Linked DNA regions of Homo sapiens: region 1 is linked to region 2. Evidence: read pairs that join two places in POLR2A ChIA-PET (ENCODE). Cell type or tissue: CD4-positive, alpha-beta T cell. All regions are shown on one strand. Links, peaks and the distances in the headings refer to the core of each region. The heading gives the core; the rest is flanking DNA.

The links. ChIA-PET counts read pairs that join two places held together with the same protein. Peaks named below come from ENCODE experiments on the same cell type or tissue, not always from the same donor. Only the 100,000 strongest peaks of a DNase experiment are listed, where the experiment ranks them.
Region 1: POLR2A ChIA-PET joins it to region 2 with 19 read pairs; 5 of 35 experiments call an interaction of 5 or more read pairs at or near these places.

What each region holds. Positions count from the first base shown.
Region 1 is chr6:44,970,044-44,986,608 of GRCh38, reverse strand. The region is part of intron 6 of SUPT3H (SPT3 homolog, SAGA and STAGA complex component); the gene reads left to right. Among named protein-coding and RNA genes, the nearest start is that of MIR586, 220 kb to the left of the region's middle. RefSeq lists a silencer at 13,590-13,790. In CD4-positive, alpha-beta T cell, for the core only: no CTCF peak of the experiment used is centred there; DNase peaks (open chromatin) are centred at 9,038 and 9,448; H3K27ac peaks cover 780 bases.
Region 2 is chr6:45,149,728-45,166,292 of GRCh38, reverse strand. All of the region lies in intron 2 of SUPT3H (SPT3 homolog, SAGA and STAGA complex component), which reads left to right. It also overlaps the pseudogene LOC100420052. Among named protein-coding and RNA genes, the nearest start is that of MIR586, 40 kb to the left of the region's middle. In CD4-positive, alpha-beta T cell, for the core only: no CTCF peak of the experiment used is centred there; a DNase peak (open chromatin) is centred at 10,032.

The DNA.
Region 1 (16,565 bases), core at 6,953-11,952, 180 kb after region 2:
TTGGGTAGGATAAAGGATTTTGACATTCATTCTGCATCTCAACTCAAAGTATTGTAAAGATTTCGACTACTGATGGTATAATTTTAATTGACCATAGCCAAGACATTTCCCTCTACCAAGTGCAATAAATTGTAGTGTCCTCAATAGTATTAGTAGTAGTAGTACCAGAGTCATTCATTGCACTTACTGCATGCCAGATACTGTTCTAAACCCTAATATATGTATTATCTGATGTATTCCTTTCTTCACAGTCTACCCATGGGATAGTTTCTGTTACCCTGTTCACTTTATAGTTGGGGACACTGAAGCACAGAGATTAGGTAACTTGTCTAGGGTCACAGTTACAAAGTGAAAAGTACCAGGAAAGCAATCTCCTCTGTGCATGCACTATCTGGAAAAGGAAAGTATTGGGAAAGTTTTATATTTCTTCCATTCTGGTCTTTATCTGGAAGAAACTTCTCGAGTTTTGTTATGTATAGTTGCTAGGCTCCCTAATTTTAAGGCTGATAAAGATATTTTACTTTTGCTTGGCCATGTCAATTTCTGAACAGAATCACATATTAAAAGATAATGGACTTATCATACTTGGTTTACAAACGTGAACCCTCATTATCTTAAGTCCACAATTTATAAAACCATAGTTGATAAGAGATTACTTTATCTTCTTTCAAAAATTTTAAAAACACATGAAGGGCCAAGGACACTCAGTTATTTACATATTAGTGTGAATCAGATTGCTTACCTCTTGATCATTAGCTAAGAGGGACTTTAAAGAATTTTGTTTGGCAAAGAGTAGAGGTAAAGTAGTTTTGAACCTTAAAGAGTAGGGAATATTAAGTGAGGTGCTGTACTTGTTGGAAGGAGAAAATTCTAGAGAGAGATGCTAAGAAGTTGAGAAGATTTCAGAAATAAAGTGAAAATATGTCAAAGACCAACTTTATGCTTTCAGAATTTTGCGTAATACTGGTACTTGTAGAAAGAGGACAAAATTTTCTTAAATATGTCCCTTCTGATTCCTGCATAAACTGAGTATGTCCAGGTGCATATGGGTTAAAGAGGTTTTTGTAGATTACTTGGGAACCTAACCACCATTTAGGACAGTGTTTCTATGGGAAGATGGATTTGTTTAGGATGTTGTACCCTAAACAGACTTTTAGGATACAACGTATTTATGAATTGGGAGATTCTATATCTTCTTTTATTTTTAACTTTTTGGATAAAGAGTCTCACTGTGTCACCCAAGCTGGAGTGCAGTGGTGCCATCGTAGCACACTGCATCCTTGAACTGAGCTCAAGCGATCCTCTTACCTCAGACTCCTAAGTAGCTGGGACTACAGATGCGTGCCACCATGCCTGGCTATTTTATTTATTTATTTTATTTTATTTTATTTTATTTATTTATTTATTTATTTATTTATTTATTTATTTATTTGGTAGAGATGAGGTCTTGCTTTGTTAACCAGGCTGGTTCTGAACTCCTGGCCTCAAGCAGTCTTTCCATCACAGCCTCCCAGAACACGAGGATTACAGGCATGAGCTGCCATACCCAGCCTATATTTTAGTTTTGAATGTGACTTTTTTGTGATCACAAATTTTCAATGACACAAAACTGTCCGTCATCCCCCAAAACTCTTTCATCAAGCTTGTTTTCTCTGGGAACAGAAAACTAGTATTACAGATGAATACTGAGCAAAATTTGGCACCTCTACCTGATTTATTATGGGCTATTTAGGAAGATAATATTTCCTACTATGTAAAGGACTTTGTGTTGATCTTTTGGCCTTTATGTAATTTATGTTTATGTTTCTGGCAATGCCCTGATGGTTAATGTCCTTATGGTAATTAAAACATGTATATTAATTAAGTGTGCTACTAGTAATAAAAGTTAGTTACATATAGGAAAGAGGTCAGTTTTGTCAGGATGCTGAAGCAAAGTTGCGATGGGAGTTTTATTTCATTGGGAGTTGCTACTGTTCTTCCTGCAATTGGTGACAGACTATACAGAGATCATGGATTCATGTAGAGACTGGGGATCGCAAAGATGCTAAATATATATTCACTTATACTCTATTTGACATGTTGTTTGGAAAAATAGTTAACTACATAGACAAATTTCTCATTTTATAAGGATGTGTATCTTCTAAGCAACCTACAGATGGGTATACAACTGGGCCTCAAGAACTACAACTCAGACACCAATAAAATAAAAATTTTATTCACTATTTCTGATCTCCACTTCTCTCTACATAGGCTTAATTTTTCTCTCCTTGTTGAGCTATGCTTTATACTTAGAGGGTTACATGCCACCAGTAGTTCCCAAGTTAGCTTCATCACCTTGAGAGAGGCAGGCCCAGCTCACTGGATTACCAATCTTAAGTCTCAGGAAATGGCCTCTGTTTGATTCAGCTGTGTCTAGTGTCCAGGCCTGGACTTGGCACCATCGCTAGAAGGCAGGATCCTGTTACACCTCTCTCACATAGAGGCTTCTAGGCAACCTTGCGGAGATGGAGGCAAGAGGAGGCAGACAGTGCCTTAGCTCCTTACTAGATTAGACCCTCTATTCATTCATCCACTCAACATTTATATTCATAATATGCCATATATATGCTAGGTTGATCTTGAGACTGTCGGTATTTTATTTCAAAAATGACTTTTGTCATCTAAATTTTCTTTAAAAAGCTACAGAGCATACTGTACAGTTATCTTAGACTTACAGGAAAATGCCTAATGAAAAAGTAAATAGAAAACCTCACTAAAGTTCACAGAATGACAGAGAGAAAGTAAAGTGTACTTCCAGTCAAGCTCTTTCAGTTAAAAAACATCCTCACTAAACCTGTAAAACATTTCAATAAAAACGGTTCTTTGAATGTTATTTTAAATACTATATTACTTAAGCAAATATTTAAATACTATATTAGTTTCTCTGCATTCTTTACTTGAATTTAATTCTACCTGTCTGCCAAGTATGTCAAAACCCCAAGTCCATTTTCATTTGCCAGGTTAAATGTTTATTTTGTTTTCCCACATAATATGCTCTTTGAAGTGTCATAAGCATACCAAGCCTGATTTCTTTTTAATAGGGACATGGTAGGGGATTTTTTTTCTTTCTTTCTTTCTTCAGTTAATGGGATAGGATATGCTTTTCTCAAAGAATATGTAAAGGTATGTTCACATTCCTTGCCTACTGAAGGTACACACTGCCTTCATTAGCTATTAGAAAATGAACTTTCACTTTCTTAAAATGTGTCCAATAAATTTAATGTAAATTTTTGAAGGCTCACTTTATCTCCTTATTATCAGAAAACCAAAGACTTTCTTGTAATCTAGAATGTCCACTTTTACCTAACAAGTCACCCTGTATAGACTAATATAGTGGAAAAGTATGAGGCTATGGTGATCTACAAATAACTGACATTATTTGATTTGGGAGTTTACATTTGCTTCTGCTCATCTATGCTTATGTGACTCAAACATCCATTTAGAATTTTTTACACTTATTTTCAAAGAGCATTGACATACATTTGAATACCATAATCTCTTAGATATACTTCTCTCAAAAACAACTATTGATAATAGCTTTCAACATATATTTTATCTTAAAAAGACAGATTTAATATTTAGCCTCTATGTGAATCCCATGGTGATTGGTACCTTTTGCAAAGTTCTTTAGAACATCTTCTTAGATTTCTTGTGTTGGACCTAATTCACTATACGAGCATCTCTAGGAGGAACTATTTGAAGCCAGAGTAGTGGTGTTTTTCCTATCCTTTTATTTTCTTGACTTTAAGAAGTACCTGAATTATTTTTCCATTCTCTGTTATGAAAGTACAGATTCTTACGAATGCCATAGTCTGTCTTTCATTATCACTATCACAAGGCCTCTTCATTCTCTAAATCAGCAAAAAATTCTTCTGTGCAAGATAGAGGAGAGATAGGAGACTAATACAAAGTTGATACAGGAGAGTACATAGCTGTATCTTTGATACAAGTGAAGTGATTCTAACACACTCATAGTTTTGAAGTATCTGGATGTTTACCAGAAGTTAGGACCCTTATGGCTTCTTCCAGTGACATTTCTTCTATATAAAGAATCGGGCTGGGCATGGTGGCTCACGCCTGTAATCCCAGCGCTTCAGGAGGCCAGGAGATTGAGGTCAGGAGATGGAGGCCATCCTGGCTAACACGGTGAAACACTGTCTCTACTAAAAATACAAAAAATTAGCCAGACGTGGTGGCGGGCACTTGTAGTCCCAGCTACTCGGGAGGCTGAGGCAGGAAAATGGTGTGAACCCAGGAGGCAGAGCTTGCAGTGAGCTGATATTGTGCCACAGCACTCCAGCCTGGGCGACAGAGCGAGACTCCATCTCAAAAAAAAAGCCTGGGTGACAGAGTGAGACTGTCTCAAACAAACAAACAAACAAACAAAAAGAATCATTGCAAACAGCTTGAAATTTTCTCAGTGTGGATTTGGCCAGGTTGTCTTATCTCTTAAATCTTAGAACTATGAAATATTTCTTTGCTTTTTAAATTTCTTTTTCTTTTCTTTTGTTTTGCTTTGCTTTGTTTTAGACACAGGATCTCACTCTGTTGACCAGGCTGGAGCACAATAGTGAGATCATTGCTCACTGCAGTGTCAAACTCCTGTGCTCAAGCGATCCTCCCACTTTAGCCTCCCCAGTAGCTGGGACTACAGGCACGCACCATGGTCCCTAGCTAGTTTTGCTTTTTTTTTTTTTTTTCATGTCATGTAGAGATGGAGTTTCACCTCCCAAAGTGCTGAGATTACAGGCATGAGCTACCATGCCCAGCCAAAATGTTTCTAAGGCTTTCAGGAGTTCCCTGAGATAAGAGAATACACGTAGAACCACAGAATCTCAGAGCTATATTAAAGAAGAGAGAACTCAGTCACAGTGAGATGAAGCAACTTAACCTAGAGAGTCCCATCTTGTGTTAGAGGTAAAACTGAGACCTAGAGTCCAGATCTTCTGATTCCCAGGTAAACATTCCTATTACCACTCACGCTAATCTTTTTCTAATGGTATAAAATGTTTCTCAATATTATAGAAGAATATTTCAAAATATTTGGGTTATGATTAAAACTCATTTGCCACTGAGTTACAACACTTAAGCACTGTTGATATACAGAATGTATTGGGATTGGGTTGGAATCGTATTTACCCTATGATGTACCCAGTCCATTCCTTTTCAAATATATCTTAAATGTCATTTGCTTTATTCATATCTCTCTCATCAAAATAAAACGACAAAAATGTAATTTCATGCTTTTTGTTAACAAGTGAAGCAATATTTTCCAGGTATATGACTTCTTCATTAAAATCCATCCTTCATTTATTTATACCCAGCTCTGCAAATATTCTCTGTTACTTTCAAGTTCCTTGTTCTTGGAATCACTTTACCCCTCATATCCTGTAGTGTATTTCTCCCTAAGATGAAGTTTGAGATGGATAGCAGCTATAGCTGGGCTTCCAGTAAAGAGTTAGAGTAGAACATGTCAGTAGCAGTGATCCATCCCACCAGCTGGCATTTACGCAAAACGGCAAAGCATTTAAGTAGGCATTGGAGTGAATCATTTGTCAAACCCCTTTTCCTGTCACTTGCCTTCCTTGAGGAGTTGTTATGCTAACTCTAAGGTATGAATAGATTAAATGCCACTAAATCTACTTCTTCAGACGTGCGCTTCTTAATCTTTTTGGAATTAGGACAGTTATTAGACATGGTTATTTGACTTAACTTTGCCTTCTCCTTATCCTCTGAAAGTACTCTAGTGAAGTTTAAAGCTACATAAATTGCATTTAAAAAAATGTTTGTAAGTGATGTGAAGGAAGAGAATCCTCATTCTTAAACTTATTAGAGGTTCCTATGACTGCTAAAAATCAGTTCTGGAAATGATTATGATGGGTCACATAGATGTAATGAATTTTTAACCTCAGTCATATACCACCATGTAGACACAACTACTTGCCACTCAGTATCCATGTTCTCCTTCCTTTGTAACAAAACTGATTTGTAGCTGGGTATTTTAACATCTAGACCAAACAAGAAGAAAGAAAGAAAATCTGCATTTCTCTTACCCTCAGCCACGTTTGGTCACACGACTGAGTTGTGGCCAATGAAATGTAAGCATTCTATGGGAATCCTTAGTACAATAAGCCCTCACGTAACATCATTGTACAGCAGGCCCTCAACTTCCTTTCCTTCACTGTCATTTTGTTATAACATTGATGAGGGACAAAGAAAAAAATGATTTTGTTATATGTTGTTTCACATAAATTTTCAGTTTCCGAGAACTTATCAATGAGATGAAGTGAGGACTTACTGTCATTTTTTCTTTTTTTTTTTTTTAGAGAAAGGGTACACTCCCTACCCTTTCTGCATTTGTCTATTTTATGCAGATTCAAGGCTGGAGCTTTAGAAGCCAAGACATTCTGAATCACAAAATGTCAGAGCAGATACTGGAGGAGATTGAGGCCCTGGAGACTTCAGTCAGTGTTTGTGTAAAGCCTGAATACCTATCTCCAGAATTCATTTATGTGAGGAAAAATAAACTTTGATCTTGCCTAAGCAACTATAATTTTGGCTTATATATGTAGCCAGAAATAATCTTAACTAATAAAACGTGAATGAGCCCCCTGGATTGATAAGAACGTACTTCAAGAAAATAATTAGTGTCTTAAGGTAGACCTGGTCTACTATAAAAATTGTTTTAGTTAACAGTTTGGTAAATGGAAAGAACTTAATAATTCCAATCTGTTTGACAGTAATTGCGTTCTGTTTTACCTGATGCTTGAAGAAATCCAGGTTATCTCATAGTCTTATTTCTAATTTGTGCCAATGAAATGAACTCGTAAGTTCATAAGATGTAAAACGAACTTTTTTTGTCCCATGTCATGAGAGCAGATAATTCTTGGCTGTCACACAAACTCATCACCTTTTAATGGGTCAAGGAGGCTGTAGAGATTACTCATCCTAGCTTTTGTGTGGGCTTTCACTGTCAATTCCAAAGCTCCACTTAACCTTTTACATAGAACATTGATTTCCCCCCCCCACACACACTTTGTTCATTCTTTCACAGATAATTGATAAAAACTGAGTTTACTTTTTGTATTGAAAGAGTATTTTGTCATGGTTTATGATTTTCAAAGAACAATCATAACCATAGGCCAAGTGTTAATATCTTAACATGTTTTAGCCTAAGACTCATACTAATTTGAAGAATTTTGTTCATTGAAACCTATCAACCTATCAAATGGTTGAAGAAATCATTCAGTATTTATTAGTATGTTTCTTGTCTCTTAAATTCTGAAAGAAAATGGGAGGATTTGATTTTAGGCTTTTTTGTTAATCAAAATATTCGTTCTGCGACTTGAGAAATTAAAATACTGTGCTACAGAAAAATAAGTACCATCTGGGCTGTGTGTTTTTCTACCTCTAAAGAACATTATGCAAAGGAGGGTATGCAAAGTAACAAGGCGTGTTCATTTAACTATATGGGATACCTGGTGTGGTACAATAGGAGTATTACTTAAGAATTGTATAAAATCCAATTTAGTTTATCATGTTGTAAATGTACCTAAAAGGCACCAATAGAAAAGAATATTAACAGGATTGCTTTTGTGCTTTGAAGAATATTAATTTATTATTTTGGCAAGGACATATTTTCATTGTGTGGATTTCTGTTACTTATTTCAATGTTGTCCATGTTTTGTTTTGTTTCTAATCTGCATACAACGTTTGGGCAATCTGGTCATGAAACCTGTTGCCCCAGTGATTATAGGGTTTTTAGCCTGTTCTGACAGACCAAACTCTCTCCCTACTTTCACCCTCACCCTAGTCCTCCCATGTGGATCCTTCATGTTGCTTCTTACTCAATAGAATAACTATTATTCTATTACTTAGAACGAATAGAAAGGAAGGATGACCTTCCCAGACAGATGAGACCATGCTATGTCACAACACTGTGTTCCCACTTAAAGCCTACAAACTAATGAAACATACACAGTATGCATATTCTCATTGTTTAGCAAATCTATCTCTTCCCTCTGCATCATTTTCTTTATTATAGAATGACAGTTTTTATCTTTTACCAAACTGTTTGTAGTATACTTGTCTTTTTTCTGATACTCTCTTTAGATTGTATGGTATTATGACCAGAGCATGGGCTTTGGGGTCATATAGACCTACATATTAAAATCACAGTTCCATTCTTTATCCAAGGTATGTTACTAACCTGGACAAATTACTACATGTTTCTGAGTCTCAGATTCCTTTATCTGGACCTGCATCTTAGAAGTGTTGGGAAGGATTTGTGATAACATATGTAATATACCTGGCTCAGTTCAGCACATGGGTGTTTAAGAAATGGTAGCTGTCATTGACAGAATCTTCTTTATGAAAATATATAATATAGCAATATTCCTATGGAATTTACTTTAGAAATAATCTTCCCTTCATAGTGACTAGAATCAGAATCAAAGGATTTGCAGCATGCATAACATCAAGTTAGTGGAATATGTAATATTTACTACTACCACCGAGTAAAATGACTCAGAAAATGTAGTCTGAATATTCAGTAGGCACTATGATAATTCCATGACATTCGTCCACTTATATTTCATTAAGCAATGTATTCATTTTAGAATACATTTCTAGATCTTATGAAAACTGCATGTAGCGCAATCTGAGGGTTTCAATTCTATAAAACAAAACCAGTTTCTTATCAGGGCCACTACAGAGCATTTCACGTAGAATTTTTTAGATTATTGCAAATTTTATACATCTCTAAAGTTGTAACATGTAGTAGTAATGTCAAGTGAACTGCATAATTTTACTTGATCAGATAGAAAATTTTATATCTGAATAAGGAGTTTTGTGTAGAAGTCAGTAGTATAGTAGAAAGAGCACTGATTTTGGAATAGGAATCTTAAACTCTTTCTAGCAATATATTTTACCTTGGTGAAAAACCACAAAACTCTCATCCAAGTACTAAACAAACCTGACCCAGTTTAGCTTGTGAGATCAGATAAGATGCATGTAGGGTGGCAAGGTGGGGTGAAGAGTATACAGGAACTCTCTGTACTATTTTTGAAGTTTTTCTGCAAATCTAAAATTAGTTCAAAAATTTTTTTTAAAAAGTATTTTTAAAAAATCCAGAGAATCAGTAAGTTTCAGTTTCTTCTATAAATGGAAATGTAATAATAGCTTATCTTTCTCCCTGACACAGCTGTTGAGTGGATAAACATGTAAATAAGGCAGTATACATAAAACTTTAAAATACTGCTGTTCTATGCTGTGATTCTTCCTTACTTGACTTTACCCATTTTACTGATCTTCCCTTCCTCTTGCTGCCAAAATAGTCCTTTGCTTCTTTAAAGCTTTTGTGGTTACTTTATTTAAGGTGAAACACTGCCTCACATCACCAAGTTGCAAAAACAATTCTCCTTTCATCATCTTTCTTTGTAATCATTCCACACCCTCTGTGGCTTGCCTTCTTTAAGCTTCTTGCTTATGAACTAGGCCTGGTGGCCACTGACATTTAATCAAATAACAGTTATAATACATTTACTCATGAGTAAAGCCTGAATAAAATGTGGGCACTGACATCTAAGAGAGTGGAAATTTCATCATCAAATATCTTAACAGAAACCATTTTGTTAAATAACCATAATTACAGGTTTTGCACTTATGATTGCAGAGGATTTTGCTCTTCTGCATTCTTAGAAGCTCAAGGGACAGCCATTGTGTTCAGGCTACTTGAAATACCTATACTGAATCTAAGTATAGCCAAGCCTTCTTCAAGAGAAAAGTCCCTGCAAGACTTTATAATTCAAAGATTTTCACACCCACAATTATTTTAAAGATTATTTCTGTTTTTAAAAAATATTTTTAGTTTAGGTAAGTAGACTTTTCAGATAAGAATTCAAAATATGGCCGGGCGCAGTGCCTCATGCCTGTAATCCTAGCACTTTGGGAGGCTGAAGCGGGCAGATCACTTGAGGTCAGGAGTTTGAAACCAGCCTAGCCAACATGGTGAAACCCCGTCTCTACTAAAAATACAAAAAATTAGCCAGGCATGGTTGTGGTCACCTGTATTCCCAGCTATTCGGGACGCTGAGGCAGGAGAATCTCTCGAGCCCTGGAGGCAGAGATTGCAGTGAGCCAAGATTGCGCCACTGCACTCCAGCCTGGGCAACAGAGTGAGACTCTGTCTCAAGAAAAAAAAAAAAGACATTAATTTTCCAAATGTGTAGACATTTCTGCTTTTTCTTAAGTATTTAGGAATTTACGTTTACTACATCTGAAGCAAAGCATTTTTGATTGTTATGATTATTCTTGTATCTTCGTGATAGTCATACTTGGTAAAGACTATCATTTTCTCCTTTTCTTAGTGACTAAATCTTGGCATTCTCAGGAAAAAAATTTTCTTCCTTTTGTTTTATGTTAACTCATGCTTCTAGCTTAGATCAGTCTCTGTGACAGATTTCTATTGATGGACTTGCTCATTTCTGATTCGTGAAAACAACTCAGCCAATTACAAGAAAGGAAACTTTAGCATTAAGATGATTAAGAACGTTCCATTTAGAGGAATAAATAATTTAATTTTGTTTGTTTTGTTTCTAATCTTAACTCAAATGCTATCCAGTTATAAAAGCCTATTTTTCCTCGAGAATTTTTCCCACACTGGTGGCATTGTTTCCTTACTGGAGCATGACATACTCAGCATGAGTTTGCTTTTTTCATATTTTCTTTTTTTTAATAATGAGCTCATCATTTTACTTACTCTGCTTATCAAAAATCAGAAGTAATTTGATGTTTATATTATTAATAGGACTCTTTCCAAGTATATTGACATTTCAATTTTTTTCCCAATAGTGTTTGAGGAACAGGTGGTTTTTGGTTACGTGTATAAGTTCTTTAGTGGTGATTTCTAAGATTTTGGTGCACTGTAACCCGAGCAGTGTACACTGTACCCAAGTGTAGTCTTTTATCCCTCACCCCCTCCCACCCTTCCCACCAAGTCTCCAAAGTTCCTTATATCATTCTTATGCCTTTGCATCTTCATAGCTTAGTTCTTACTTATAAGTGAGAACATAAGATAATTAGTTTTTCATTCCTGAGATAATTCACTTAGAATAATGATCTCCAACTCCATCCAGCTTGCTGCAGATGCCATTATTTCATTCCTTTTTATGGCTGAGTAGTATTCCATGGTATATATATACCACATTTTCTTTATTCAGTTGTTGGTTGATGGGCATTTAGGCCCAACTTAGTTCGTTAGTTAGAATACTTATGGTTTTCTATATAAAGAGTCAACTTTTAAAATATTTATAAACTGGGAGAGTGAAACTAAGAAGATAAATTACAGATAGTAAAAGCTATAAACTGGTCGTCTTTTTTGTTTGTTTGTTTGTTTGTTTGAGATGGAGTCTTGCTGTGTCACCCAGGCTGGAGTGCAGTGGCCCGATCTCTGCTCACTGCACCCTCCGCCTCCTGGGTTCAAGTGATTCCCCTGCCTCAACCTCCCGACTAGCTAGGATTACAGGCACCCACCACCATGCCCAGCTAATTTTTGTATTTTTAGTAGAGACGGGGTCTTACCATATTGGTCAGGCTGGTCTCGAACTCCTGACCTCAGGTGATCCACCTGCCTCGGCCTCCCAATAAACTGGTCATCTTAATACATCATTGAGCCAGTTATCTCTGCTACTCATTAACATTTCTGGCAGCAGTAGGGTAGCTTTCACATAGGGTATAGAATTTTTATCAGAGGTGAAGAGAGGTCTTATTGTATTGACTCAGGGAAGTTAAATATAGCAACATTTGTTCTAGTCTGTTTTAGGAGCAGTTTTTCCTAAGTGCTTTATAGATAGCCTGTCATTTTTGCAACAGACCATGATGTCAGGACCAAGGAGGGTTTTGATAGAAATGACACAGCATGATTTGCATTTTTAAAAGGTCACTTTGTCCGGTGTGTGGGGATTACTTTTTCCTTTGGTACCATGATCTTCCTGTGAAATGGCCTCTGTTTTGAAACCAGAAGCACAATGCTTACTCCTTGAAGGGACGGCAATGTGTATAGTACAGTAGTTTTCAAGTTGTGTTTTGCAGTTTTTGGTATTTCATTGAGAAGTACTTTGCAGAGGAGAAAGAATATTGGAGGACTGTGAGTCTTCTTCCCTCACCTCTATCAAAGCATCTCTGGTTTCAGCACCTTCATTTATGAGGGTTCCATAAGGTATCTCTTAAATTACACAAACACAAACACACACAATTTATACACACACATTATACATATATGTGTGTATATAGTTATACAGACATATATATATTTATATATACAAACATGTATATATGAATATATATATACACAAATACATATTTTCAAATGTTCACATACACCTACCCCACCCAGCATATACACACGTAGCCAAACCCCTTTTGTAGTAAAAAGAGCATAAACTTTAGAGTAAGACAGATCTCATTTCAGATTGCAGCACACATTGCTTAGCAACCTTGGACAAGTTACCTAATATATGTGAGCCATAGCAGGAAGACTCATTAGGAGTCTGTTATAGCAATTGATACAGTTTGGCTGTGTCCCCACCCAAATCTCATCTGGAATTGTAGTTCCCATAATCCTCACGTGTCGTGGGAGGGACCTGGTGGAAGGTAATTGAATTATGGGGGCTGTTACCTCCATGCTGTTTTCATGGTAGTAAGTGAGTTCTCAGGAGATCTGATGGTTTTATAAGGGGCTTCTCCTCTTTGCTGCCACCATGTGAAGAAGGATGTATTTGCTTCCCCTTCTGCCATGATTGTAAGTTTCCTGAGACCTCCCCAGCCCTGCAGAACTGTGAGTCAATTAAACCATTTTCCTTTATAAATTACCCAATCTCTGGTATGTCTTTATTAGCAGTGTGAAAACAGATTAATATAGGAAATTGGTACCAGGTAGTGGTGTGCTGCTGTAAAAATACCTGAAAATGTGGAAGTGACTTTGGAAGTTGGTAACAGGCCAAGGTCGGAACAGTTTGGAGGCCTCAGAAGAAGACAGGAAAATATGGGAAAGTCTGAAACTTCCTAGAGACTTGGAGGGCTCAGGAGACATGAAGATGTAGGAAAGTTTGGAAATTCCTACAGACTTGTTGAATGGCTTTGACCAAAATGCTGACAGTAATGTAAACAATGAAGTCCAGGCTAAGGTGGTCCCAGATGGAGATGAGGAAGTTGTTGGGAACTAAAATAATGGTGACTCTTGCTGTGTTTTAGCAAAGAGACTGGCAGCATTTTTTCCCTGCCCTAGAGGTCTGTGGAACTTTGAACTGGGGAGAGATGATTTAGGGTATATAGCAGAAGAAATTTTTAAGCAACAAGTCATTCAAGAGGTTCCTTGGGTGCTGTAAAAAGTATTCAGTTTTATGTATTTACAGAGACACTTTGGAATTGGAACTTATGTTTAAAAGGGAACCAGAGCATAAAACTTTGGAAAATTTGCAGCCTCGTGATATGATAGAAAAGATAAACCTATTTTCTGAGAAGAAACTCAAGCCTGCTGCAGAAATTTGCATAAATAATGAGGAGCAAAATGTTAATTGCCAAAACAGGGGAAAATGTCTCCAAGGCATGTCAGAGGTCTTCACGGCAACCCCTCCCATCACAGGCCCAGAGGCGTAGGAGGAAAAAATGGTTTCATGAGTCAGGCCCAGGGCCTTGCTGCTTTGTGCAGTTTTGGGAATTGGTGCCCTGTGTCCCAGCATGGCTAAAAGAGTTGTGGCTTCAGAGGGTGCAAGTCCCAAGCCTTGGCAGCTTCCACATGGTGTTGAGTCTGTGGGAGCAAAGAAGTCTAGAATTGAGGTTTGGGAACCTCCACCTAGACTTCACAGGATGTATGGAAACACCTGGATGTCTAGGCAGGGGTGTGTTGCCGGGGCAGAGCCCTCCTGGAAAACCTCTACTAGGGCAGTGCAGAAAGGAAATGTGGGGTTGGAGCCACCACACAGGTCCCTACTGGGGCACTGCCTAGTAGAGCTGTAAAAGGGCCACCATTCTCCAGATCGCAGAATGGTAGATCCACTGACAGCTTGCACTGTGTTCCTGGAAAAGCCGCAGATACTCAACACCAGCCCATGAAAGCATCTGGGAGGGGAGCTGTGCCCTACAAAGCCACAGGGGCGTAGCTGACAAGAGGCCCTGGGACCCCACCTCTCTTGAATCCGTGCGACCTGGATATGAGACATGGAGTCAAAAGAGATCATTTTGGAGTTTTAAGATTTGACTGCCCCACTGGATTTTGGACTTATGTGGGGCCTGTAACCCCTTCATTTTGGCCAATTTCTCCCATTTAGAATGGGTATGTTTACCCAATGCCTGTACCACCATTGTATCTAGGAAGTAACTAACTTGTCTTTGATTTTACAGGCTTGTAAGTGGAAGGGACTGGTCTTGTCTCAGATGAGACTTTGGACTTGGACTTTTGGGTTAATGCTGGAATGAGTTAAGACTTTGGGGGATGTTGGCTGGGCGCAGTGGCTCATGCCTGTAATCCCAGCACTTTGGGAGGCCGAGGTGGACAGATCACAAGGTCAGGAGATAGAGACCATCCTGGCTAACATGGTGAAACCCCGTCTCTACTAAAAATACAAAAAAAATTAGCCGGGTGTGGTGGCAGGCGCCTGTTGTCCCAGCTACTCGGGATGCTGAGGCAGGAGAATGGCATGAACCCAGGAGGCGGAGCTTGCAGTGAGCCGAGATTGCACCACTGCACTCCAGCCTGGGCGACAGAGTGAGACTCCGTCTCAAGAAAAAACAAACAGGCAAAAAAGACTTTGGGGGATGTTGGGAAGGCATGATTGGTTTTGAAATGTGAGGACATGAGATCTGGGAGGAGCTGGGATGGAATTAATATGGTTTGGCTGTGTCCCCACTCAAATCTCATCTTGAATTGTAGTTCCCATAATCCCCATGTGTCATGGGAAGGACCCATTGGGAGGTCATTGAATCATGGGGGGCAGTTACCCCCATGCTTCTGTTCTCATCATAGTGAGTGAGTTCTCAGGAGATCTGATGTTTTTATAAGGGGCTTTTCCTCCTTTTGCTTGGCACTTCTCCTTCCTGCCATCACGTGAAGAAGGATGTGTTTGCTTCCCCTTCTGCCATGATTGTAAGTTTCCTGAGGCCTCCCCAGTTCTGTGGAAATGTGAGTCAGTTAAACTTCTTTCCTTTATAAATTACCCAGTCTCAGGCAGTCCTTTATAGCAGCATGAGAACAAACTAATAGAGCAATCCAGAGGAGAGTTGATGATGGTGGCTTGGACTAGAGTAGTATCAGTGACCCTAGAAGGTGATGAAAGTGGTTTATTTTAGTTGTATTTTAAAGATAGAGCTGATTGAAAATGCTTAGAGGGAATTAACTGATGACTTAATCTGCAATAAAAATTTTTATTTTCACATGTTTAGAAAAAGTCCTTACTGAAAAAACTAAGATAAATCACATAGTAGCAACAAAGGGAGATTGCAAGCAGGGCTCCTTTGTTCTTTACAGAATTCTGTGTATCCTTGGGGAGGATGGTGAGAGCCATGCTGCACTGACAGGCTTCCCTTTTCACAAGATTTTACCTTAAAGATGCTAGACTTTTATTCTATGTAAGTAAAGCCAGACTCCATAAAGTGTGCATATTTGACTACTTGAGAATTTGATCTTGCCTAAACCAAGATGGAAAGATCTGCAGTTCTAACTCAGGATTAAAGAGAAAGTATGAACTAAATTTTATGAATTAATGGCTTTATATATTTTTCAGGCAGTATTCTAAAGTTTTACCCAAAATGACCAAAATATTTAACCATATCCCTATATGCTTGCTGTACTGTAAAGCCTTTCAGCTCATCTAGATATTATGTAAACCTCTGAGAATTTTTAAGAATGTTATTCAAAATGCCTGAAGATTTTATACATATTAAACTAGCATGTTCACTTTTTTATATATAGCCAAATAAAAATCACCAAAAAAAAAAAAGGGTTGTAACATCCTTAATCAGGAAAACAAAAAGTCAAAGTCAGTGTTCTATTACTTAAAAGAAATAGTTTGGGCAGAAACTCACATGGCTTTTTATGTTATTTGCCAACCGAGTTATTCCAGAGCATATTTACAATTTTAAGGAAACATTAGCAAAAATTGGTACTAACACTAAACACTGGGATTTACAACTTGACAGGTAATTAGGTTGTATGGCACTAGGTTGTTTTAAAATGATACTTTTCTTAACACACATTTTATCCCAAGATGGGAAATATTTTATTACATATGGTTTTTTTCCCCATTACTGGCTTAATAAATTTAGATTAAAAATTTTTAATGGGCATTAAAACATTTTTAAATTTATTAGTTTGATTTTAATAACTACATTTTTCATTATATAACCAATTAATGCCCACTCTTGATAGTTTAAAATGTATGAAAAAGGTAAAGCTCCTATGATGACATTAATTAATATATTTAGACCCATAGGATATAGATAAAAAAAACTGAATTCAATATTTTGAAACA
Region 2 (16,565 bases), core at 7,062-12,061:
TGAGACAGAGTCTCACTATGTCACCCAGGCTGAAGTACAGCAGTGCAATCACGCTCACTGCAGCCATAAGCTCCCAGATGCAAGCCATCTTGTCACCTCAGCTTCTTAAGTAGCTGGGACCACAAGCGTGTGCCACCACCTCCAGCTAATTTTTAAATTTTTTGTAGAGATGACATCTCCCTGTGTTACCTTGGCTGGTCTTGAATTCCTGGGCTCAAGTGATTCTCCTGCCTTGGCTTCCCAAAGTGCTAGGATTGCAGGCGTGAGCCACTGTGCCTGGCCTACATTTCATTATTTAGTCTAGATTTATTTATTTAGTCTAGATACACGTCTTTTATCAGGTATGTGTTTTACATATATTTTCCTCCAATATGCATCTTATTTCTTCTCTTTCTGGGATTACAGTTTTACCTATGTTAGATCATTTAGTATTTTCTCACAGCTCTTGTGTTCTCTGTTCCCTTTCTTTCAGTCTTTTTTTTCCCCTTTGTTTATCGGTTTAGATCACTTTTGTTCACTTGTCTTTATGTTTTTGGATTCTTCCTTTAGCTATGTCCTTACCGTTAATAAGGTCATCTAATGAATTTATCTCTGATATTCTGTTTTTTATTCTTAGCGCTTTCATTTGATATTTTTTGTATGTTTTGTTTCTCATTTGCAATCCTTCTTCTCTGCATATTGGGCCTTTTTCCACTAGGACCTTTAACATATTAATACTAGTTAATTTAAAGCATTTATACAATATTTCCAACATCTGGATTATCTCTGATACTAGATTTGTTGATAACTTTATCTTTTGGTAATGGTTGTATTTTTGCGTTTCATAATTTTTTATTTGGAAATGCTGGATAATGCTTTTAAATGAACAGTATAGATTGTGCTAAAGAGTGTTTACTCCTGGAAATAGGCACATTTCTTCTGCTAACTGAGTGGTAGAGTCAATCAGTAGTTGAGCTATTTTGGATTTTGGTGTTGCTACATTCATTTTTAGTACACCAGGCTTCAGTCTTCTCCAGTAGAAAATAATGTTACCTTGTGCTTAGTATGGGCTCTCTGGTACTGGTGGTTTTTCTCAGTGTTCCAGCTCTTTTAGGATAGCTTTCATCAGTGCCTGTAGGGTTGCACCACAGACAGGGAATTTCTCTCTGTGCTCTTGCTCTTCCCCTAGCAGTAAACTGCTGTTCCTTGTTATTGGATGTGAGCCTTGCAGTGGGGACAGAATGGAAATTTCTTAGTTCTCAACCTTAATCTTAGGTGGGCCCTGCATACATGTGCCTTGGGGGTGTGACCTTCTCTGTGTATGTGCCTTACCCTCCTATGCAATCAAACTTTGCCTTGTATCTTTGGGGTCTTGGGCTTTAGATGACTTCTGCTAAAGTCTTGACCCAAAGTTTCATGCTTCTTCTCTGGTGGCTTAAACTTTTGTTTGGTATGAGAGAACAGTTATTGTGGATCTCTACATCCTGAAGTAGAAGCAGAACTTCCGAAAAATTTTACTATACTTTTTAAAATATGAAAAAAGTGGGATGAATTTTTATGACAAAATATAAGTTCACAAAGAAATACCTATTTATAGCAAGCTGCTTTGTGAAACACTCCTCAGACTTTCTGGTATACATGGTTGTCTTCTCTGACCTTAGGGGAACTTTTGTGGAAACTTTGAGAAGTACTGAGGCTTAGGCCAAGCAAAAAACAAAGGCGGAAAAACCCACCTTAAAACACTGGTGAGTCATCAGTGAGGCAGACACTTGTAGGTTGACTAACGAAGCACTCATTCCCTAACACCTCTCCTGTCTACCTGTATAAAGGAGACTGGAAAAGCTAAATACAGTCAATTTTTGTAATTCTTGGTAGTTAGATTCTGTAAAGTCACCATGATGACTGAATTAGCAAATTCTCAACTATTGCTCCTAAGGAAAATATGAACAAACACACATACACCCACACATTTCATGTAGGCTATATAATCTTAATCCTGAAAACTACTCATCCTGGTAGAGTCTCTCTTTATTTAACAAAAGAGAAACTGAGGTTCAGAGTGTTAACTGACTTTTTGATGCCCCATGAATAGGTCCCAGATTTGGGATTCAAACTCGTTCAGCTGGTTCTAGAGCTGGAGCTACTTGAACTACACTGCACTGCCCCCCACAGCTCTGTCCTCTGGTGGGCATCTCTGTGTGAGAGCTGAAACAAGAAGGCAGAGTGTCTCCCTGTTAGACCTTAGCTGGGAATATGTGTATCAGCTACTCAGATTTTTCACTGCTCTACATGTTTGTTAATGATCATGAAAACACAGCAAGTACTGATTTTGGGGTTACAAGTAAATTTTGGTGAGTAGGCTGATTCACAAATACGGGATTGCAAATAATAAGGATCAACTATTTACTTTTTAAATCTCCCTAATAATTAGGGGTAGGTATGTGACAGAGTTCTTCTGGTTAAAGGTAAGTAATTAAATGCATGCTGAGGACCTCTTGCTTTTTTTTTTTTTTTATAAAAGTGACAAGTGGTGGTGCATCACCCTTTTCTTTCTGATTTAATGTTGATTTGAGTTGAAAAGTATGGCAGTGATCCTCTGACAACAAGGTAACAAGTATAAACATGAAAAGCAGGGCTGTAAGGTAAAAAGATAGTGGTCCTTGGTTATAGCAATGAGCAGCTAAACCCATCCTAGCAACCACCTACTGACAGTCATTTTAATTGAGAAAAATAACTACCTACATATTTAAGCTGCTGTTGGTTAAGCTTACTGTTATTTGGAAAAGAATGATTTCCAATTGACATAGCCAATAATCCAGCTTTTACGTAAGTTTTTTTAAAAATAGAAAGTTAATGTATTTACTGGCAGTTGATTATGCTCACTACTTTACATATGTAATACTTATGTACTATATTAGATAGAAGATTATTTTAACTGGCTGTATTCTTGGCCAGATTTAGGTAACAGTAAATTACCTAAATGCTAAGTTAAGTGCGGTATTGTAGTGCATTTCTTTTGATAATCACAATTAACAATGCAATTAGCAGTGAAATGAATTGTACCAACTTGAGCTTTGTCTTTCATGACATTATTACTTTGAGTCATTAGTAATGCAATGCAAAGCTTTTTAAGTTGTTTCCAGTTATCTGCAGTTCACCTAGAAAGTCTGGAAATACAGAAACTAGTGCTCAAGAATTCCATATTGCTCACTAATGTTTTAGATATGTAATCTCCCCACTTCTCTTGCAATATATATGTTGTTCTGTAATTTCATAGGCCAGCAAAAGATCTTTGAACATCAGTTGTTCTTGTGCTCTATCAAAACAAGAAAATAATTGTCACTTCACACCCTACAGATCTCCAGGGATGCAGACAGTCTTTGGAATATACTCTAGTCTTTAACTTCTTGAGTGATCAAATAATCTTATATTTAAGTGAAGTTTCTCCTTATATTTGAAGTCATTTTCCCCCATTTGATCTTCATTGATTATAGACAGTTCATTATTCTTATCATGAAAATAATTTATATATTATCTATCACTATGAACAAGCATCGTTACTCTTAGAAAAGAATGAGCATTTTAAGGGACTTGAAGTCTCTTCTTGGCTGTCTCCCTTGAACTACCTGGAGAAGACATCTCATAGCGTTGTAAACACTTTAAGGTTAGGTACCGCCTCTTACCTTTATATCCTCAGCTGTTAGCACATGGCCTTAAATAGGGAGTTTTATACCCATTTGTTGAGTCTAATTATCTTTAATTTGTATATAATGTTTTGGTTTTTGTTTTAGAGTTGAGGTTTTGCACTGTTGCCCAGGCTGGAATGCAGTGGCATGATCTTGGCTCACTGGAGCCTCAAACCTCTGGGCTTAAGTATTCCTCCTGCCTCAGTCTCCTGAGTAGCTGGGACTATAGGTGCACACCACCCCAGCTGGCTAAGAGTTTTTATTTTTGTAGAGAAGGGATCTTGCTATGTTGCCCAGGCCTGCCTCAAACTCCTGCCCTCAAGCAATCCTCCCTGCCTTGTCCTACTGAGTCACTGGGATTACAAGCACTACACCTGGCTCTTTCTTCTTCTTCTTCTTCTTTTTTTAATGAGTCTCATTAATTTGTAGCAAGTCATATAACACTGAATTAATCTGGCAATTATATGATCATTGGTAAATCTATGGGGCAAAGACCTGCCTGTCAGGTTGGGGAATGTGAAAAATATCCATACCCTTGAAAGCAAACTGTGGCATTACCTTTGTCAGTTCCATGTTTTTGTTTTTGTTTTTTTTTAAACATGTTCTGAAGAGTTATACACATTCCTATGTATTTGTTGGAATGCTGTGGTTGTCATTGTCTTTATTTAGTACGTGTTACATTTAAGACACTGCCTAAGATACAAAACAACAGGCATCATCCTTCATCTCCTGGTTTTACTGTTTTGTTGAGTGATAAAGACATTTGAATTAAATAGTACAGAAATAGTGTGTAAAATAGTGTTTAAATTAAGCCATATAAAATAAAATGTCTACTTGTGTGATGCTGAAAAAATTCGAGAGAAGAATAATATAGTAGGTCTTTATTAATCAAATGTTTATTGGGTGTCAGTTGTGATTAAAGCACCAAGACAGGCTTTGTGTGTGTGTTGAGTGGTCAGCAGCTTTACGGTATGGAGGGAGGGTCAAAGTCAAATAAGACACTATTCATGCCTTCAAGGAGCTCTGACTTCATGTACAGTGGCCTTTAGCAGTAATGGTACTTCCAAAAGTGCTTTTGAAAAAAATGCAGTTTATGAGAGTCTCACACAATTTGTTGTAGAGAAGAGAAAATGCAATAAGAGTTCAGAGAGTAGAGATATTTTTCTAGTGTCCATACTCTCAAGAGACTTCTGTTATAGAAAAGTATTGCCCTACGTAGAGATCAGATCTCCTGAGGTAGGTGCAGTCAATTGAAAGTTTATAATGTGGCTGTGAACTATTCTTTTGGGGCTCAGGAGTCACCTTTATAGTCAGGCCCAGGTAATGCTTCCTTCTGGACACAAGAGTTCATCAGATAAACATTACTGTGTTAGTCTGTTCTTGTGTTGCTATAAAGAAATACCTGAGACTGGGTAATTTATAAGAAAAGAGGTTTAATGGACTCACAGTTCTACAGGCTGTACAGGAAGCATGGTGCTGGCATCTGCTTCTGGGGAAACCTCAGAAAGCTTACAAATCATGGCAGAAGGTAAAGGGGGAGCAGGTGTCTCATGGAATGAGCAGAAGCAAGAGAGAGTGTTGGGGGAACACACTTAAACAACCAGAGCTCCTGAGAATGAACTCACTATTTCAAGGACAGCACTAAGCCATGAGGGATCCGCCCCCATGACCCAAACACCTCCCACTAGGCCCACACTCCAACACTGCAGATTTTATCTCAACATGAAATTTGGAGGGAACATTCAAACTTATCAATTACCTGTTTCAGAGGCAGGAAAATTTTGTGGTGTAGTTAAAGGATTTTATAGGGGGAGATTCATATCAAGACCTAGAATGGAAACTTTGGGTATCCATATTTTTTCTTGTATAACAAATTTTTGTATTGCCTACATATTGTATTTCTTTTGTGTCTATGAGTAGTTTTACTGTGTTCATTAATTTTTTTCCTTTGTACTTTACTTTTTTACTCTACCTTCCTCACTTAAATTTACAAATTTTATGGATTTTTTTTTTGTTTCAATTCAGTATGCATTTCAGGCCTTTTGGAAACTCACCGTAATTCACTTATATATAAAAAATGTTTTTCCCAGCTAAAACAATATTTTTAGTTTCAGGTTTTGCTATGCTTGCAGAATCTGTGTGTGTCGTGCTCATTCATTTCTATGGAAAATCTCTTTATATCTTGACTGTGGATGTAGTACTTACGTCTTTGGTCATCTAATTTTAGACTGATTTTCAAGAAAACATTTGGTCATGCATTTATTTTGTCCTCTACATTGAAGCACTACTGTTATACGACTACTGTGAATACTTGCTGTAGATCTTTTTGTAAGTCCCTTTTAATATTCCAGAAACTTTAACTGCCTTGTTTGAAGACCTGCCTCATATTAACAATTTTTCAAAATAAACAACATTTTAGTGAGTTTGTATTTCTTTGACAAGAACTTGAATGTGAGTCTTAGCCTGCCAAATGGCTATTTAAGAGAAACATTTCGGTATCCTTGTTAATGACCTTGGCTTTAACCATTTGAGAGGTACATGCTATGCTTTATATTAGTTCTTCTGGTACCTACTTTGCAATACTATTTTAAAGTTCTATTTTATTTCTCTGATGACTGTACCATAAATTAATTATTTGAACCCAGATTTTTGTTAGTTTATAACTCGCATTAATTTTTGGGATTGTGGACTATGTTGTGTTATTTGGGTATATGTAGGTGTGGGTGTGTTTTAACTGTGACTTCTGGTCTTCAAGAAAAAAGCTCAGACCAATAATTGTTTTTGAAAAATTCCTGACATAACTGAACTGTAATTTATTAATATTTTACTTTTACATTTTGGAAACAAAATAAAGAGCAAGAACAACCAACAAACCAAAAAAGTAATAAGGAGAAGCTAACTAAACGTGGATCTTGTTGTAGTAGCTAAACAAAGAAAGGAATTTGAACACTTTAAACATGAGAAATTTATGATAGAGTTGTGTAGCAAGTACACATTTATAATTTATTTAAAACAGGATCTCTGACTGTTCAGAAACTATGTAGATGAATTGTGAGTTATGGGTGAATCTACATGGTTCTTGCTGGCCTCCATGACTGAAGAAAGCTTGATGTTTAGATATTGGGTGAGGCTATTGATGGCTCTAGATCCAAGGATGACAACCTGTCTCTCCGTAAACCCTTTCTCTGGGATGACTATTTTGATCTGTGCCTGAGATAACTGATCATGCTAATTGATTTTGAAGCCTAGAGGCCTAATTAGGCAGCCAATTAAGTAATTTCGAATAGTGACTTCATGATAAGTAATTTGAGCCAGTTACGTTCAGGTGTGCCCAGTAACAATCTTTCACCTCTGTAGAGGTGGAATCAATGTCATTGAATCCCATATTGCATCATTGGAAAATGGGTCTGCTGCATTGACAGTAAGTTAAGTACAGCTTGATCAAATCTGGTCAGTTCAATAGGATATTGTGCTTGAAGAGCAGAGGCTTGACAACCTACGAAGAAAGGTGACTGGAGAACTGAACATCTTGGTCATCCCCTTCAGTGGGGAGGAGAGAATGGGAATGTAGGGACTGGATTCTAACACAACTGCATAGGTCATCCTGACATACTACATTATGGATTTTAGAATGCAGCAGTGATGAACACTCAGTCAAATTGAAATGTGTCTTCCTTGCCATTGGATTTGAGTCCTTTTGCTCTGATTTTTTTGATCTTGTAACCACACTTTCTGATGAGATAGCCCCACTGACCAGCAAGGACCACCTACCTCAGGGTGACTAGTAGTAGTGGAGTGTCTTGTTTTCCCATTACCTACATATTCTTGGTAACAGATGCTATAGAATGTGTTCATATCAGGATATGACCTCTGGTTCTGCACCATCATAGTATAAAATAGGTGAGTGAGTAGGGTGGGCAATAGGAATATTTCTGGAAGCCATTCCTATACTCTGACAGCTAGCGATAACCATACAAGGAAGTGGCTGGGTATGTCTCACCCCAAATCAAAGGTATCCCCAAGTCATCCCTTCCTTAGCAGGATTCCAAAAATGTCTGATCTAGAAGAGTGTTATCCTGTGTAGAGTTCAGATGTTTTGAGGTTGGTGGAGTCAACCCAGAACTTAGAACGTGGCTGTGAACTAGTGTTCCTTCTTCTAGGGCCCAAGATTTACTTTTATTGCCAGTCGTAGGTATGCTTCCTTCTGGACACTACAGTTTATCAAGTTGAACATTACCCTATTTCAGTTGCAGTGAGCCGAGATAGTGCCACTACATTCCAGCTTGGGTGACATAGTGAGACTCCATCTCAAAAAAAAAAAAAAAAAAATATATATATATATATATATATATGTATATTTATATATATAAAATATAGGCATTATCTATCTATCTATCTATCTATCTATCTATCTATCTATCTATCTCTATGGTTTCTACCCAGACCAATTAAATGATTGTAGATCAGAGTCAGGGAAGAAGTGACTCTGTTAGGGGTTGAATTTATAAAATAATTATATAATATATATTAGTATATAAATATATTAATTATAAATTATAATAATTTATAAATAAATTATAAATGTGATTCTTTTTTAAATCCCCTAGAGCATGGATGGGTCATGTTGAGGAGTTATAATTACGTATTATTAATAATTACTATAATTACAGAAATTATAAGTTTAGATATATAGTTTTTAGAATGCTGATCATGATCTATAACGATTCTCATCCTTGGCTACACATTAAAATTACCTAAAAAGCTTTTTAAAAATATAATGCTGGCCGGGTGCGGTGGCTCACTCCTGTAATCCCAGCACTTGGGAGGCCGAGGCAGGCGGATCACGAGGTCAGGAGTTTGAGACCAGCCTTACCAACATGGTGAAACCCTGTCTCTACTAAAAATACAAAAATTAGCCGGGCATGGTGGTGCGCGCCTGTAATCCCAGCTGCTCAGGAGGCTGAGGCAGGAGAATAGCTTCAACCCGGGAGCTGGAGGTTGCAGTGAGCTGAGATAGTGCCACTGCACTCCAGCCTGGGTGACACAGTGAGACTCCATCTCAAAAAGAAATACATATGTATATATATATTTATATATATAAAACATAGGCATCATATATATACATATATGTATGTGGTTTCTACCCAGACCAATTAAATCAGAATCTCTTGGGGTTGGAGTTCTTGGCATTGGTACGTCTTTCAAATCTGTAGGTGAGTCTAATGTGCAGCCAAGTTGAGAATGACTGGTCTTGTCATACATTATAAATGTATGATCTGATGATACATTATAAATGAAATGTTAAATAATATATTGATTTTTGGAGGTTGGTTCTTAAATACTGTTTTTAAAAAGAATGTTTCAAAATATAAAAATTGATAACCATTTTTCTTAATCATATGTTGCTTGTTAAGCCTCTCCAATTATTATGAGATTATTGAAACTCTTTTCTACGATGTTGTATATAAACATAGTCCATGAAGTTGAATACATTTGTGAAGTTAAAAAAAGGATGGGAAGATTTCACCAGTGTTTTAACAGAAATAAATAATATTTTTGCCAGATGATTGCATTTTCATGGAAAATTATTGGAAGTTGCATTCCTTTAACTTATTAATGTTCTCTGATCAAATCAACAGATCAAGTATAGGTGGTAGTTTCTGTTAAGTTCTTTACACATGTGTCTTGATTTCAACTAGATTATCCAAGTCTCACTTTTTTTTCACTAAAACCATAAAAATTATGGTACTAAATCATGGAATTACTTCATTAAATGTCTATGTGTCAACAAATATTTCACACTAGCTTTGGAAGTTATTGTAAAAAGTGTTCTGATAAAAAAATCAAAAACTTCATCATTCTAAAATATATATATATATTAAGAGAAAACCAAGGGTTTTAAAAATATAGAATGGGGACATTTTAAAAAACTCATTTCTTGTTATACTCATAAACTTATTTATGTTTCTTTGGGTTAACAGATGAATTCTGCAAAGCTGACACTGATTTAACATTTTTATAAACAAAGATTCCAGAAATTTATTGAAATTATATTAATTATATTAGTATTAGAACAGAAAATATATATTATTATATTAGTATCAGAACAGAAAAGGGAAAGAAAAGGGAGCTAGCATTTTGAAATTTATGTTAGTCATTGAGCCTATGCCTTTAAATGTGACAGCAAAGGTTATCGTAAGAAGTGTTTGCATTGTATCTTTTGACCACTCTAGAACTCAGGAAGGATGCAACAGTTTTGTTAGTTAAAAAACACTATACAAATGTTGAGGATATCTGCATGACCTTAGGAGACTGAAAGCATTTTTGTCATCCTGTGATAAGAGTAAAACCAGGTGGCTGTATTCTGTGGCTTAGGATGTGGGTTTCTTTGTTTCTGATAGTCTCAGACACTGAGAGAAACAAGTTACATATGCAAAATGAGCTTATGCTCATGCTTAAAATGTTTTTAAGCATCGTGTAGCTTGGTAGCATAATTATTGGCCATAGAATCTTCCATTGGCTGTTTTTTTGTGACAAGCTATTTTCTTTTTTCTTCTTCTTTTTTAAATCCCCTAGAACATAGATGGGTCATGTTGAGAAATTATAAACATATTATTTACTCTAAGAGGTAATGAGTTTGGCTTTATTGTCCTTGAATTTGAACGTTAGATGAATTATTTGCTGTAAGGTATAGTTCAAAAATATAAATTTGCCCATTTTTGGGTAGATTGGCCTATCATTTATATATAAGTGAACTTTTACTGGTTTCTTCAACAGAATGCTTCATAGTAGCTTCAAGTTAGCTCCATTGCCCTAATATGTGGGGGTTTTCCTGAGTACAGTGACCCTGGAATCTCAGTCTTGCCCCTTAGTCCTTTTCCCCTTATTTATCTATAATTATGTAACAGTGAAAAGGAGGCGTAGCATGACTAACTCCATTTTTGTTCCTAACTCCCCATCCTTCATGCTCTCTTTTAGGTTAGCTGCTTTTGCTTATCTTTGTACATAGGCCAAGCTAACTATGGGAGGAATTTAGCTTATAGTTTAAAGCAAGGATGATAATAGTCCCTTCCTTGAAACTAACTCCTGAGGAGATAAGGAGGGTTTACACAGAAGTAACAATGTAGTGTTAAAAGATTTGTTGAAGCATTGTGACCTGACCAAGGACAAAGAAGTTTCAGTCTTCTTTGACCGTCACTGCTGCCCACATCAGCCCCTTCCCTCATCTCCCTTTCCCCCACATAAAAGGAGCCTAAAATTCATATTAACTTAAGATGGTTCTTTAGGACACTAGTTCACCATCTTCTTGGTATGCTGGCTCTCCAAATAGAAGTCACTTTCCTTGCCTCTTGACATCTTGGCTGTCATGTGGCAAGTGGTAAGAGCTTTGAACTTCGTTACAATTCATTGTAAAACAACATTCTCAATTAATTGGTTATGAAGCAAAGTCTACTTAATATTTTATGAGAATATTTATGGTTCAACATATATATTTGAAATAGGAAGTTAGAGCTATCTTAATCACACATTCTAATGAGCCCAGTAAGATGCATTTTTTGTTTCACACTAATTTTGTTGTGCCATTTTTTTCAAACCTAACTTTTTTCCTTCTAAGATGAACAGAGTTTCACTCCAAATTGCAGATCAAACACTACCTTCTCCACGGAAGTCATGTACTGACTGTCCATATTATCAGGCACGTAGGTACAGAGGCCAAGGGAGAGCTTCCCCTTTGCCCTCTGAAGGTTCTCTGAAAATGAACTGACAAAAGGCAGATTAATAGGGGAAAGGGCATACACGTTTATTTAACAGGTATAACACAGGGGAATTGCAAGAGAATGATTACCCAATAACCCAATGAGGTTTAGATGCTACATATTCTTCCTCATTGGGGATAGGGTTGATGGGTGCAGGGCAGGATGTAGGAGTAAATGATTTTTAGGGGATATGAATGAGCCTGAAGAACAATGGCCTGGGACTAAGTTCCTCTGAACTGGAGTCAAGGAGCAGGAAGGTGAGAAGCACAACTTCACTGTGAACAAAAGTTGTCCTATTATGCACATAAATTCCCTCAGGTAATCTCTAGAAGCTGCTCTCACAATAGATGAAAAGTCTATGTGAGCATGGTGACTACTCACTGAAGTTTTCTCTCTTCTCTAGTGGTTAATTGGTCTTGATTATTTGATGAGATTCTTGGGAGGAGGTCTGTTATTTTCTGAGCCACAACACTGGCATAAGATACCTTTCTTAGCCTTGATGCCATTCTTGGAAGTTTTCTTCTTCTTCTTTTTTTTAATTGTTCAGTCATTTCTTCATTGAACAGACATTGACTAAGCATCATCCTCCAATTGTTTCGTTTCAAACACTTCCTAGAATCCTTCCTATATAGTAGGTGTGAAGTAAATAATATGTGAATTAATTGACTATATGGATTTCAAGCTACTTGTGTTTTAAGCTAAGTAGGCAAAACCAAAAGTATTGATTGACCTTTGGGATTTTCTTTATTTGAAATTAGTTCTAACATAGGAGGACTAAGCGCTTTTTTTTTTTTTTTTCTTGAGACAGAGTCTTGCTCTGTTGCCCAGGCTGTAGTGCAGTGGCGTGATCTCAGCTCACTGGAACCTCCGCCTCCCGGGTTCAAGCGATTCTCCTGCCTCAGCCTCCCGAGTAGCTGGGTCTACAGGCATGCACTAGCACGCCTGGCTAATTTTTTTGCATTTTTAGTAGAGACAGGGTTTCACCATGTTGGTTAGGCTGGTTTCGAACTCCTGACCTTAACTGATCCACCCGCCTCAGCCTCCCAAAGTGCTGGGATTACAGGCGTGAGCCACCGTGCCCGGCCTAAGCTCTGATTTTTTATCTTGCCCAAATTCCAACCTACAGGCATGTGCCACCACTACTGGCTACTTTTGTATTTTTGGTAGAGGCAGGGTTTCACCATGTTGGCCAGGCTGGTCTCGAACTCCTGACCTCAAGTGATCCATCAGCCTCGGGCTCCCTAAGTGTTGGGATTACAGGTGTGGGCCACTGTGCCCAGCCAACATTATCTTTTGACCTATCTTTGTTAACACAAATATGCACATTTTTCATTTAATTTTTAATAATGTATTATAGTTCCTATGCAGGTTGAGTCATCAGTTTCTTTTCCTTGTTGCCTTATTAATTTTACTTTATTATTGAGAGTTGTTTCACAAACATGAGACATATATTCTGATATCTACTTGTTGTTCCTATTAAGTGATTAATTATTGTTGTCCCTATTAAGGGACTAATTTATTCAACTAACATTATTGTGTGCCTATCATGCCTAAGGCATTGTTCTGGCCACTAGGGCTACACTAGTGAAGAAGATGAAGGTTCTGTCTTCATAAAGCTTACATTCTAATGGCAGAAGTAGACAACAAACAGATACATGATATTATGTCTGATAGTGGTAAGTCCTAGGAAGAAAAATAAAGCAGGATAAGGGGATGGAATATGATAGAAGCTGATATTTTCAATATGATGACCAAGAAAGGCCAATCTGAAAGGTGATATTTGAGCTAAGATCTGAATGCCATTATGCCAGAATGCCCTAGATACTGCTATATTGCTCTTCCTGTGTGAGAGAATAGCAAATGTAAAGATGTTTAGGGAGGAATGTATTTGGTGTGTTTGAGGAACATCACAAAGGCTATTTGGTAAGGGTAGAAGGTATATATAGATGAGGGCAAAGAAGCCAGACCTTGTAGGGCATGATCAGGAGTTGTGATTTTATTTAAATGTATATATATTTTTTTACTTAAAGGATTTTGATTAGGAGAGCATATGATTAAATTTAAAAGGATTACTCTAGGAGCTGGGTGTGGTGGCTCATGCCTGTAATCCCAGCACTTTGGGAGGCTGAGACGAGTGGATCACTTGAGGTCAGGAGTTTGAGACCAGCCTGGCCAACATGGTGAAAACCCGTCTCTCCGAAAAATAACAAAAATTAGCCGGGCGTGGTGTTGCACACCTGTAGTCTAGTTACTCGGGAGGCTGAGGCACGAGAATCACTTGAACCCGGGAGGCACAGGTTGCAGTGAGCTGAGATAGGACTACTGCACTCTAGCCTGGGCAAGAGAATGAGACTGTGTCTCAAAAATAAAAATAAAAGGATTCCTCTAGCTGCTTTGTGGAGGAAACACATCAGGTGGGACAGAGGTGAAAGCAGACAACCAGATAGACGTCTACTAGAACTGCCCAGGCTAGAGATGATAGCAGCTTCGCTTAAGGCATTAGCAGTTGGAGATGTGAAAATTGATTGCATTGTGGAAATAAATATTCTAAAGGTAGCTCGCAAGATTTGCTAATAGATCTGATGTGGTGCACAAGAAAAAGCAAAATGTTGGAGATGATTTTAAGGCCTTTGGGCTTAAGAATTGGGAATGGTGGTGCCAATGAGATAGTGAGGAACTACTTTTGGAGAAGAAAATTAAGATTTTCTTCTTAATTTTGGGTGTGTTCTGTTTATGATACCAAGTTAGCAGTGGGATCAGAGAGTCCAGAATTCTGGGGAAAAGTTAGCATAGAAGTTTGGGAATCGGCTTATAGATGGTATTTAAAGATTTGGGACTAGATGAGGTCACCTAGAAAGTATATGTAGATATAGAAGAGAAGTTGATCTGAGAATTGAGCCCTCAGGAACAAGTTAATGTTACAAGAACAGAAAGAGAACCAACCAAAGAAACTGAGAAGATGCTGCTGTTGAGATAGAAGAAAACCAGTAGAGCATGGTGTCCCAGCAACCAAATGAAGAAGGATTTCAGAAAGGAAAGACTGAACTGTTTTAATGCTAAGGGCCTTTATCACTGGGCTAACTTAGCTAGCCTATTGGTAGACAATACTTGCCTAGAAAAGAGAAACTTGATATAAATTGATGTTAATTTTAAAAATACTTTGATTTAGAAAACAGTTACAATTATGAATTAGAATTACATTTTTACGTCATAATTAATTACCTGTAAGATTTAATGCCCAGTGTTGGAGGAAGGTTAAACACTTTTAACTTGTTTTAAAGTGAGTACAGTTAACTTTCTGTTTCTAAGGGCCTGATTTAAGCATTTCTTTGCCCAGCTTCACTCCATTATAATCTAGTCTTTGTGTGATAGTCTTAAATGGCTACATATTTCTAAGAATATCAGTTTGATATGAGCAATCTTAATTACAGATAATCTGAAATACTTTTGTCAATATGAGTGCTATATATGGTGGTATATGGGCTTTCAATCTTTTTGAAACTTGCTTAACAGAGGATATTTGAAAATAGATTTAGAATAGTGTTTGTAGAAATTAGCCAATTAGAATAGTTTTTTCCCAACACTGAATTAAAAATACTAGATGAAAAAATAAAGCTTTTTATAAGTACTAAAATTTATTAAGAGTTTAGTTTGAACTCATTTAGTTTACTATCTGCATACCCACTTTTCTCTTTTCAAAATTTTTCAAAAATTTTGTCCTGTAAATAGCCATAAAGGCTATAGTTGGAGAAATATGTATGAAACATCTTTTTCTTTGGATTTCAAGAAGTTAACTTTTTTGTTTTCTGGTTATTTCTCTCATTGAATGCTTTGAAAGCAGTATAAAGATGGCTGGGTGCGGTGGCTCACGCCTGTAATCCCAGCACTTTGGGAGGCCGAGGCAGGTGGATCACGAGGTCAGGAGTTCGAGACCAGCCTGCCCAGGGTGGTGAAACCTGTCTCTACTAAAAATACAAAAAACTAGCCGGGCATGGTGGCGCACGCCTGTAGTCCCAGCTACTTGGGAAGCTGAGGCAGGAAAATTGCTTGAACATGGCAGGCGGAGGTTGCAGTGAGCCGAGATTGTGCCACTGCACTCCAGCCTGGGCGACAGAGTGAGACTCCATCTTAAAAAAAAAAAAAAAAAAAACGCAGAATAAAGATTATAAGTAGAAGTAGAAGTTGGTCTGAGAATCGAGCCTTCAGGCACAAGGTAATGTTTCAAGAACAGAAAGAGAACCAACCAAAGAAATGGAGAAAATGCTGCCACTGAGATAGAAGAAAACTATAAGGCATGGTGTCCCATGCTGAGTTTACTTTATATTCAATATTGATTCTGAATTTAGTTTATATTCAATATTGAATGTTTAGAGAAAAATATCTCATTTTGTGTTGTCTCTCTACTCAGCTGTGTTTTAGTAGACTCTTTAAGTATTTATATATTTGTGTATTTCGTATGATAGCTCTAGAAGAACAGAAATTTCCAACAATGGTCATTTTTTCATCAGACATTTCCATGTATGTTTGACTGATGTCAGTTAAGACTTGACAAAAATTTCCCAAGTAATATTTTTAGGGACCCATATGTTAAGCTATATCTGAATGCTACTATTTTTAGTAAAAAAAGGAACAAATAAAACTTTGAACTTTTAGAATTTAAAATGTATAATTTTCTTATATCCTAATTGGTTCTTTTGATTTATGAGTAGCTCCTGGAATCATGAGTAAAAAAAATAAGCTTCATTAAAGAAATCATGATTATTTTAGAATAACAGTTCTCAACCTTAGTTGTACATATTTGTAACCATTCTGAGGAGCTCTTAAAAAAAACATTGATGCTGGGGCCCCAATTTCAAATATTCAGATTCAATTTACCTGATATGTAGCCTGGACCTTTTTTAAAAAAATTGTTCAGGTGATTTTAACATTCAGCCAGTGTTAGAACCACTGTGCTGAAGCTGTCACTCACTTGATCTTAGCCAAAAGGCCAAGAAGTGATGCTGAAGCCATCACTCAGTATCGCTGAATAAGGATGGGAAATTTTACTTAGATATGCTAATATTTTAGCTATTTAATACTAAACATAGAGATATTTGGAATTTTTTTTAAAGTTTTTTTGTCCAGATTGTTAACATTTTTTAGA